Regions from separate parts of the Homo sapiens genome. Here region 2 is linked to region 1. The links are chromatin loops, found by intact Hi-C in ENCODE. Cell type or tissue: heart left ventricle. All regions are shown on one strand. Links, peaks and the distances in the headings refer to the core of each region. The heading gives the core; the rest is flanking DNA.

The links. A loop is a pair of places that touch in the nucleus more often than their neighbours do. Peaks named below come from ENCODE experiments on the same cell type or tissue, not always from the same donor. Only the 100,000 strongest peaks of a DNase experiment are listed, where the experiment ranks them.
Region 2: it touches region 1 in a loop (2.0-fold over the local background); 6 of 110 quality-filtered maps call a loop at or near these places.

Annotation. Positions count from the first base shown.
Region 1 is chr2:106,063,648-106,068,033 of GRCh38, forward strand. ECRG4 (ECRG4 augurin precursor) reads left to right here and starts at 2,041. Exons shown (of 4, transcript NM_032411.3): 1 at 2,041-2,196. The coding sequence starts at 2,118. In heart left ventricle, for the core only: no CTCF peak of the experiment used is centred there; a DNase peak (open chromatin) is centred at 2,024; H3K4me3 peaks cover 1,588 bases; H3K27me3 peaks cover 1,949 bases.
Region 2 is chr2:105,746,797-105,751,182 of GRCh38, forward strand. All of the region lies in intron 1 of NCK2 (NCK adaptor protein 2), which reads left to right. Among named protein-coding and RNA genes, the nearest start is that of NCK2, 4.1 kb to the left of the region's middle. In heart left ventricle, for the core only: a CTCF peak has its summit at 1,958; no DNase peak of the experiment used is centred there; H3K4me3 peaks cover 1,018 bases.

The DNA of each region.
Region 1 (4,386 bases), core at 132-4,131:
TCTCGGCTCACTGCAACCTCCGCCTCCTGGATTCAAGTGATTCTCCTGCCTCAGCCTCCCAAGTAGCTGGAACTACAGGCACGCACCACCACGCCTGGCTAATTTTTGCATTTTTGTAGAGAGGGAGTTTCACCATGTTGGTCAGGCTGGTCTCAAACTCCTGACCTCAAGTGATCTGCCCTCCTCAGCCTCCCAAAGTGCTGGGATTACAGGCGTGAGCCACCATGATCCCCCTTAAGTGAAGAGAATTTGAATGTCATATTAGAAGTAGATATTGGTAGCAATTTGGGGTAAGGGGGATGATCTCCACAGGATAAATAAGATTACAGCCATTATGTTTAATGTATGTTCTAAACCAATCCAAACAGAATATTGGCTTTTTATGTGCTTTGATTTTTCTTTCTAATGATAAATTTCTTGTCCTCAGGCAAAAGTAAATATATGCCTGGTTACTTTTAAAACTCCTATCCCCTATTCTACAGTTTCCTCAAGGGTTTAGAAGCACTTCCCCAAGATAGCTAGATGTGTAACATTATCCTTCTGATTCTCTCTGACACCCTGGGCAGTATCATGATCTAACTCAGACCCACTTTGCACTTTTTTCTTTGGTTGGCCACCATCTGTCTTTACTAGCTCAATGTTAGAAGACTTCTTTCTCCTTCCTGCTGGAGAAATTCAACTGCATTGCATGGAGAGCTAATTATATGGAGAGACAGTAAGTGCTTACCACTGGAGGGTATAAAAATACTGGCCGGTGTGGTGGCTCACACCTGTAATCCTAACACTTTGGGAGGCCGATGCGGGTGAATCATTTGAGTTCAGGAGTTCAAGACCAGCCTGGCCAACATGGTAAAATCCCTTCTCTACTAAAAATACAAAATTAGCTGGGCCTCGTGGCACATGCCTTGTAATCCCAGCTACTCAGGAGGCTGAGGCAGGAGAATCGCTTGAACCCCGGAGTTGGAGGTTGCAGTGACTGAGATCCCATCACTGCACTCCAGCCTGGGCAACAAGAGTGAAACTCCGTCTCAGGGAGGGGAAAATAAGTGAGAACCTTGGTGAAGGAAAGAGGTAATCAGCTCAGTTCAGGGCAGATCTGAGATGGGAAGACAGGAAAGGTAATCTCACATCTCCATCCTTTTGTAGCCCAGGCCTGGAGAGAATAATTAGGTGACCCGCTCAGAGTCCGTTGGGATAAAGTTGTTCTAGTTTTTGTTCACTACGCCTCCTTTCACGTGTCCTCTACAGTTGAACAGGCCAGTTACTGGGATGCAGTTCTGCGTTTCCCTTGGGTCTCACCTTAACATCGCTCGCTGAAGTGTGCCCAGATTACAGAGCGGGCAAAGGGAAGCAGTGGTTTTGCTCACAGCTGCAGGGCACCAGGTTCCTGGTTTCTCAAAGGCTTTTCTATTGGAGAAGTTTGGGTGAGACGATTTCCCGGACTGCAGCTCTGAACCCAGACTGTGGAATCTTTCAAACTATCTCAAAAACAGCCCCGCCTAAGGCATCCTTAAGAGCAGCTCTGAACTAAGGAAATTCCAAAGCCCACTTTACAAACCAGGCAGAAGCAAGGCCCCCAAGCAGGGAGGGAGGGAGATAGGGAAGAAAGGGGTGAGGAGTAAGGGGAACAGTGGCGCGGCTGGGGCGGGCGGAGGAAGTGGGGGAGCCAAGGAGACACCCCAGCGCTGGGATCCGGCAAGTCCTCCCTCTGAGTGGCCAGGGGGCCTCGTCCCTTCTCCCGATGCCTTCTGCCCTTCCTTGGGTCTCCGGAACCCAGCTTGTCCTAACCGCTTTCGCTGCGGGCAGCGCTGGCCACGCGGCCCCCGCCGCCGGCGGTTCTCCGTGGCCAAGCATCCTTGGCCTTGGAGCCCAGGGGCTGCGTTCCCCTTGGGGCCGGGGCGGGAGAGAGGACCTCGGTGGTACTCGCCCGTGCGCTGGGCGCAGCCGCTTGGCCCTCAGCCCTCTGGCGCGGCGCCCACCCGCTGGGTCCCGCCCCGGCAGCGACGCAGGGATAACCCGCGGCCGCGCCTGCCCGCTCGCACCCCTCTCCCGCGCCCGGTTCTCCCTCGCAGCACCTCGAAGTGCGCCCCTCGCCCTCCTGCTCGCGCCCCGCCGCCATGGCTGCCTCCCCCGCGCGGCCTGCTGTCCTGGCCCTGACCGGGCTGGCGCTGCTCCTGCTCCTGTGCTGGGGCCCAGGTGAGCGGGGCGATGCCAGGCTGATTGATAGCGGCACCAGGGGTTGGCCCCATGTGGCGCTTCCATGGTGCCCGGGGAGAGCGATCGGTGATGGGGTGGCGGCGTAGGGACCCATCCTTAGCCTAGGCAGGGCCAAGGGGTGGTAGAGGACCGGGTCTGGGGTTTTGCACTCGCACAAGTGCGAAGTGGTGCCCTTGTGAGGGTGGAGAGAGTACCGGGGTCAAGGGGAGGGTCTCAGATCTCCCGGGCAACCTTGGGCAAGGAGGGCCAGGCGTCCGAAGGGTGGGCAAGTAGTGTTTCGTGGCTTAACGTAAGGGGCAAAAGGGTTGTGGGGGCTTTACGCAGCTGGTAACCCAGAGGAGGCAAATGGCACCATCACCGCCATTCCCTTCCAGGCAGTCGCTTAGCAACCAAGTTGACTTGCGCTTCCCAGCTGGGTCAAGTTGCAATTTGCAAAGCTGGGCACAGGCCTCACACCCCAGAGAGGGGAAAGGCTCTTAAAGGAGTAATGCTTAATCTTTCCTGCTTCGTGGAGCTCCCAGCGAATCGGTTGAAAACTCTGAAATTCTCTGCTCGCTCTCTGTAAAACGTGCATTCACACGCACACCCAGAATGATGGGTGCTCCGATATCTGATCGCTGGGCTCCACAGGCCCCACTTTAGGAACCATAATCTGAAGCCGTGGTTTGTCCTGAGTTACCACCTTCACTGGGTAGGAGGAACATTTATGGTTCACAAGTGGCCTCAAGGACACATGACTGCCTTTGAAGCTTACAACTAGGGGAGGCAGGGATTGTTACCTCAGAGTTACTGGTGTATGAAGTGACTTGCCCAAGAGCCTGAGACTGGCGCTGTCCCACTGCAAAGCAGCTGGGCACTGCCTAATGTAAAAGGGAGGCTCACTCGGTTGCTCAGTTTCTGTATTTTGCTCATTCGAAACAGGTATGGAAACTGAACTCGAGGTGAGAAGAGGCAGGGGACATTCAGTAGGAGCCCTGGGATGGAGCCCCGGGGTTGCTAAAACAGCAGGAGGCGTGGTGAGGTCTGTTCAGGTGGGGAGGATTATTGTTCCACCTTAGAATCACAGGCGAAGCTAATCAGTCATTTCCCGTTGTATGGTTTACCTGCCTCCCACTCTTTGTTCTTGCCACTTTAAGAAGCACATCTGGGCCGGCCTTGGTGGTTCATACCTGTAATCCCAGCACTTTGGGAGGCCGGGGGGGGGGGGGGGGCAGATCACCTGAGGTCGGGGGTTCGAGACCAGCCTGACCAACATGGAGAAACCCCGTCTCTACTAAAAATGCCAGACGTGATGGCACGTTCCTGTAATCCCAGCTACTCGGGAGGCTGAGGCAGGAGAATTGCTTGAATCTGGGAGGAGGAGATTGCGGCGAGCTGAGATCGTGCCATTGCACTCCAGCCTGGGTAACAAGAGTGAAACTCCGTCGCAAAATAAAAAAAGAAATAAATAAAAGAAGAAGAAGAAAAAAGCACATCTGAATAAGTCAAGTGAGCACTGGCTACAAGCCATTTATTTTCAGGACTTGTATTTTATTTAGTTTATACCAATAACTCAGTTAAAATATCATCACCGAGCTGGGATGTGAAAGTTCTTATACAGTGAAAATATTTTTTTTTTTTTTGAGATGGAGTTTTGCTCTTGTTGCCCAGGCTGGAGTGTAATGGCGTGACCTTGGCTCACTGCAACCTCCGCCTCCCAGGTTCAAGCGATTCTCCTACCTCAGCCTCCCGAGTAGCTGGAATTACAGGCATGTGTCACCACGCCCAGCTAAGGTTTTTGTTTTTGTTTTGTATTTTTAGTAGAGATGGGGTTTCTCCATGTTGGTCAGGCTGGTCTCAAACTGCCGACCTCAGGTGATCCACCAATCTTGGCCTCCCAAAGTGCTGGGATTACAAACATGAACCACCATGCCCAGCCTACAGTGAAAATCTTTATGTAATCCCAAAGGTGACTCTTTATGCCACCTCCAAACTTTTTTTTTTTTTTTGAGACAGGGTCTCACTTTGTTGCCTAGGCAGGAGTGCAGTGGTGTGATCATAGCTCACTGCAGCCTTGATCTCCCGGACTCAAGCAATCCTCCCACCTCAGCCTCCCGAGTAGCTGGGACTACAGGTGTGTTGACTCCACGCCTGGCAATTTTTTTTTTTTCTTTTAATTTTTAGTAGAGA
Region 2 (4,386 bases), core at 256-4,255, 320 kb before region 1:
TAGTTTTGATTGGAGAAGGTGGCGGAATCTTAGTGGTCTTCTGGCGGCTACTTGAGGCTGAAATGGAGAACTTTAGGCATAGGAAGCTGTGGAGGTGCCTGGCCCACTTCCTGTCCCGGAGGCCTCGCCTGGATTCTGAGCTTCTTTCCTGCTTCATAAACATTCAGGGGGGTTGGTCATGAAACACTGGATGAAATTGGGTCACAAATTGCCATCAGGAAGAGTTGGCTGCTGCATAACCCCCTCTGTCCACTTGTGGAGAAACTGACCCTGTTAACCGTCGGGCTTGCTGAAGGTGCCTTGCAGGTGGCTGTGCTCAGTTTTCATGCTTTGTGTTTTGCTTAGGACACGCTGCATACTTAAATCTTCTTCATCCTTGCTCTGTTTGACCCTGCCATATTCCCAGGCTTTGTCATTTACATTTTCGGTTATTTAGCTTTTCCAACAAACAGCAGATCTTATGTACACAGTACTATATTTGAGAAATGCACTACCATCCATATTAAATACACCGGAAATCTTCCTTGCATGTGCACAGACTGGATAACCTTTTAAAATACCCTAAGACTCCCGGAATGGCGCAGAATGCACTGGAGTCCTTTACTTGATCAGTTGCACTAGCTTAGTTTGCCCTGGATAGACCAGGCTGCGAGGCTCTATGGGACACCCATTTTTCTAACTGCTCAAACTGGCTTGCCGTGTGCACTGGGGGAGACAGGGCTTGCGGAAATCATTCTCTGACATTAAAAATGAGGCTTAAAGACTGAAGAGCTCAGAATTGCTTGCTGGAACTACAGGGGAGGATGATGAGTGATGTTTGGAAAAACAAGTAAGCTAACTTTTTTCACAAATGAACTGGAAACTCCCTACAGCTCACTTCAGATGCTTAGGAAATTAGTTTTCCCATCCAGAGGGTTTGCGAGTGGCACTTCCAAATGGTTTCTGTTTCCTAAAATGAGTGATGGAAATACTTCACGGCACGTTTTCAAAGGGCCTAAGCTAAAATGTGATTTCGTGTATCTTGTTCCATGCCTGAGTTAAGGCAACTCAGAAGAAGGTCGTGACGGCCTTTTAACGGGCTATCAAAAGTGTGCAGCTAAAGCAAAAACAGTTTTGCATTTCTTTAGGCCATTTAGTAGCACAATTAAAAAATTAGACTCTTTTCTTTTCCTGCATTTTCCTTTGAACATTTCCCAAAGTATGTTTATTTCTAAAGGTAAATGAACGTTAGCAAGTATTACCTCTGCCCAGTGACACACATCCACATGTGTACTGGCACATACATTCCTACCTCAAGAATCTTAGTCCTTGAAACTGTGGAAATGAAAGTTATTTTGATTGAGGTAGCAGTGTCACAGTGATGTCATACGGTGTCACTGTCCCTGACCAGCCTCTGTGTTCCCTCTCAACTCCTTGGCTCAGTCTCCTCCGTGTCCTGAGTTCTTACTCATCCCAAGGGTCGTCTCTTACTTCTTTTCTTCCCCACATCTTATCAACTCCAAACTAGAGGGGATGGCATCATCTTTAAACTTCCACAGCACTTTCTTTGTGTCCCTGATTTGTCATCTGTGACATTCTTTCCTGCAGTTGTTTTTTTTCTTTTTTTAAGGCAGGGTTTCACCCTGTCACCCAGGCTGGAGTACAGTAGCATGATCACAGCTCACTGCATCCTCGAGCTTCTGGGTTCAGGCAATCTTCCCACCTCAGGCAATCTTCCCACCTCAGCCTCCGAGTAGCTGGGACTACGGGTGTGCACCACCATGCTCAGTGAATTTTTTTATTTTTATTTTTATTTTTATTTTGTAGAGACAGGGTCTTGCTGCTTTGCCAAGGCTGGTCTCAAACTCCTGGGCTCAAGTGAGCCTCCTGCCTTGACCTCCAAAAGTACTGGGATTACAGGCCAGAGCCACCATACCCTGCCCTATGGTTTTTTTGCCTTCATCTTTTCTTTACTAGATTCTGAACCGCTTGGGGGCAGACTGGTCTTGCCACTTATACACAATGAGTGTGCAACAAATACTTATTGAATATGTGAATAATGAGTGCCCAGCCTGTTAATATTGGGGCTCTAGCCTCCCACTGAGATTCAAGTGGTAAGAGACCTCCAGCATTCTTGTAAATCTCAGAACTTCTGTCTACTGTGGAAGGCTTTGACCTCAGGATGTCCAGACAATGGGAGAATTTGGTCTGTTGGCCTCTCTATTTGGCAAATTTTCTGTCATGTGAGTCATTTGTAGTCCTGAAGCTACATTTAAAAACAACAACAGCAACAACAACAACAAAAAAACAAAGCCAACCCCATACTCAACTGTATTACCTGGTGGGCTGGCTGAATGGTTTACTTTTGTAGGTTAGTCTGTTCCTATCAACCTGAATTCAAAACGCTGGGCAGACCGTTTGTGATCCTGGCCTGGTAAGTTAGTTATTTGTGTCACCCCTTCTTTCTACTGTTGTATTGGTAATGTTTTTAAGAGAAGAAGCTTCAAGTGCACTCAGAATTTTAAGTATTGCAGTTGCTTCTTTTGAGACAATTTTGGAAGCTGGGGTGCTTACGTTGCCAAATTGTTAGTGAAGACCGAAAATGCCATGATGAGAGAATGACATGTACTAATGCATGCACGCTCATTCATTGTTTGCAAAGTCCTCTTCACATACACCATCATATTTAATAGTCGAATAACATGGTGCACTTGGTTCTGGCCCTCATTTCTAGGTAGGAGACTGGGGATGACAGAGCTTGAATTTAGGTTAAGTCCTTCTGCAGGCCATACATGAGGAACACCAACGTGTTGCTGGGTAGAGTTGTTTTTTTGTGAGGCAGTTTACAGAACACAGTGTCCTTGGGTATCTGCCTTTGCCGTGTCGCAGCTGTGTGTAGATATTGGTGGAGCAGATTCTGGATGTGAGTTGACTGAGGTTGAGCGGTGTGAGGGGAGGCCGGCAGGAGCAATGTCAGTCTCTCTTGTCCCCACATCCTGGTTATGGGCCAGGGTTACCCTGGAAAGCCTCCTCAAGTTCAGAAAGCTTATTCCTGTTTAGTGCGTGTATTAGTCAGCTCCAGCTGCCTTAAGAGAATAACACACAGAGGCCGGGCGCAGTGGCTCACGGCTGTAATCCCAGCTACTCGGGAGGCTGAGTCACGCGAATTGCTTGAACCCAGGAGGCGGAGGTTGCAGTGAGCCAAGATCACACCACTGCACTCCTGGGTGACAGCGTGAGACCCTGTCTCAAAAGCAAACAAACACACACACACACACACACACACACACACAAAACAACAACAACAGAATGGGTGGCTAAAGCTGCAGACATTTATTTTCTCACAGTTCTGGAGGCTGGAAGTCCATGACCCCGGGGCCGGCAGGGCTGGTTTCTGGTGAGTGTCTCTTCCTGGCTCGTCTTCTTGTGTCCTCACTCACGTAGCCTTCCTTCTGTGAGTGCACTGAGAGAGAGGTCTGGTGTTTCTTCCTCTTATAAGAACATCTGTCCTGTTGGATGAGGGCCCCACCCTTATGGTGACCTTTTTTAACCTTATTTATGACCTTTTTTAACCTTAATTGCCTCCTGAAGCGTCCTGTCTCCAAATATAGTCACTTAGGGGTTAGGGCTTTACCATATGAATTTAGGGTGGACAATTCAGCCACTCCCAGTGTGTCTGTCTAGGTTCCACAACAGGGCTGATGCTTTTAGGAAGACCTGGTGCTCCCATCATCCAGATCTGGGATCTCTGTTTATTTGGGGACACCTACCAGGGATGGTTAGAGTAGTCACAAGTAAGGAGGGAACGTCAGCTCTTTATATATTGGTTGTAGCACCCCATAACAGGGAACAAGCCTTGGTGCTGGCCTTCCAAAGGCTGGAAAGGTTTTAAGTAGAGTGATTGAAGAGAGAGAAAAATCTTGACTTGATTTCATTTATGGAAACTTCTCTTCAACTTAGGTAGGTAGACACTTATTTGGGGGTTGGTTTGTCTTTAATTGAGACCATGATAAAATATCAGTGATATGCAAAGGAAAGTTTTTTCTGAACCCTGGATGAAGAGAGCAAAGCAAGAGGTGGGGCCAATGGCAGCCAGGGTGGAGAGGCCGTCTCCTCTGAGCCTGCCATCTCTGTGATCGTGCAGTCTTTGCCACATGAGCAAACATCCCTTAGCAGAATGTGCATGACGGTGGTGAGGTGCACCCTGAGCGTGGCTGGAATGTTTCTGACCTAGGCCATTTTGCCTTGTTCAGACATAAGGCAGGGGCAATGCCTGCATGACTGACCTCCCTCTAGCTCCAGATCTGTATGTTCATTGATGCTTTGTTTGCTCATTCATTCACATTCATATGAATTATCCAAGTTCTTAGTGGTCATTTCCACCATCCCAAACCATTTGCAGCTTCT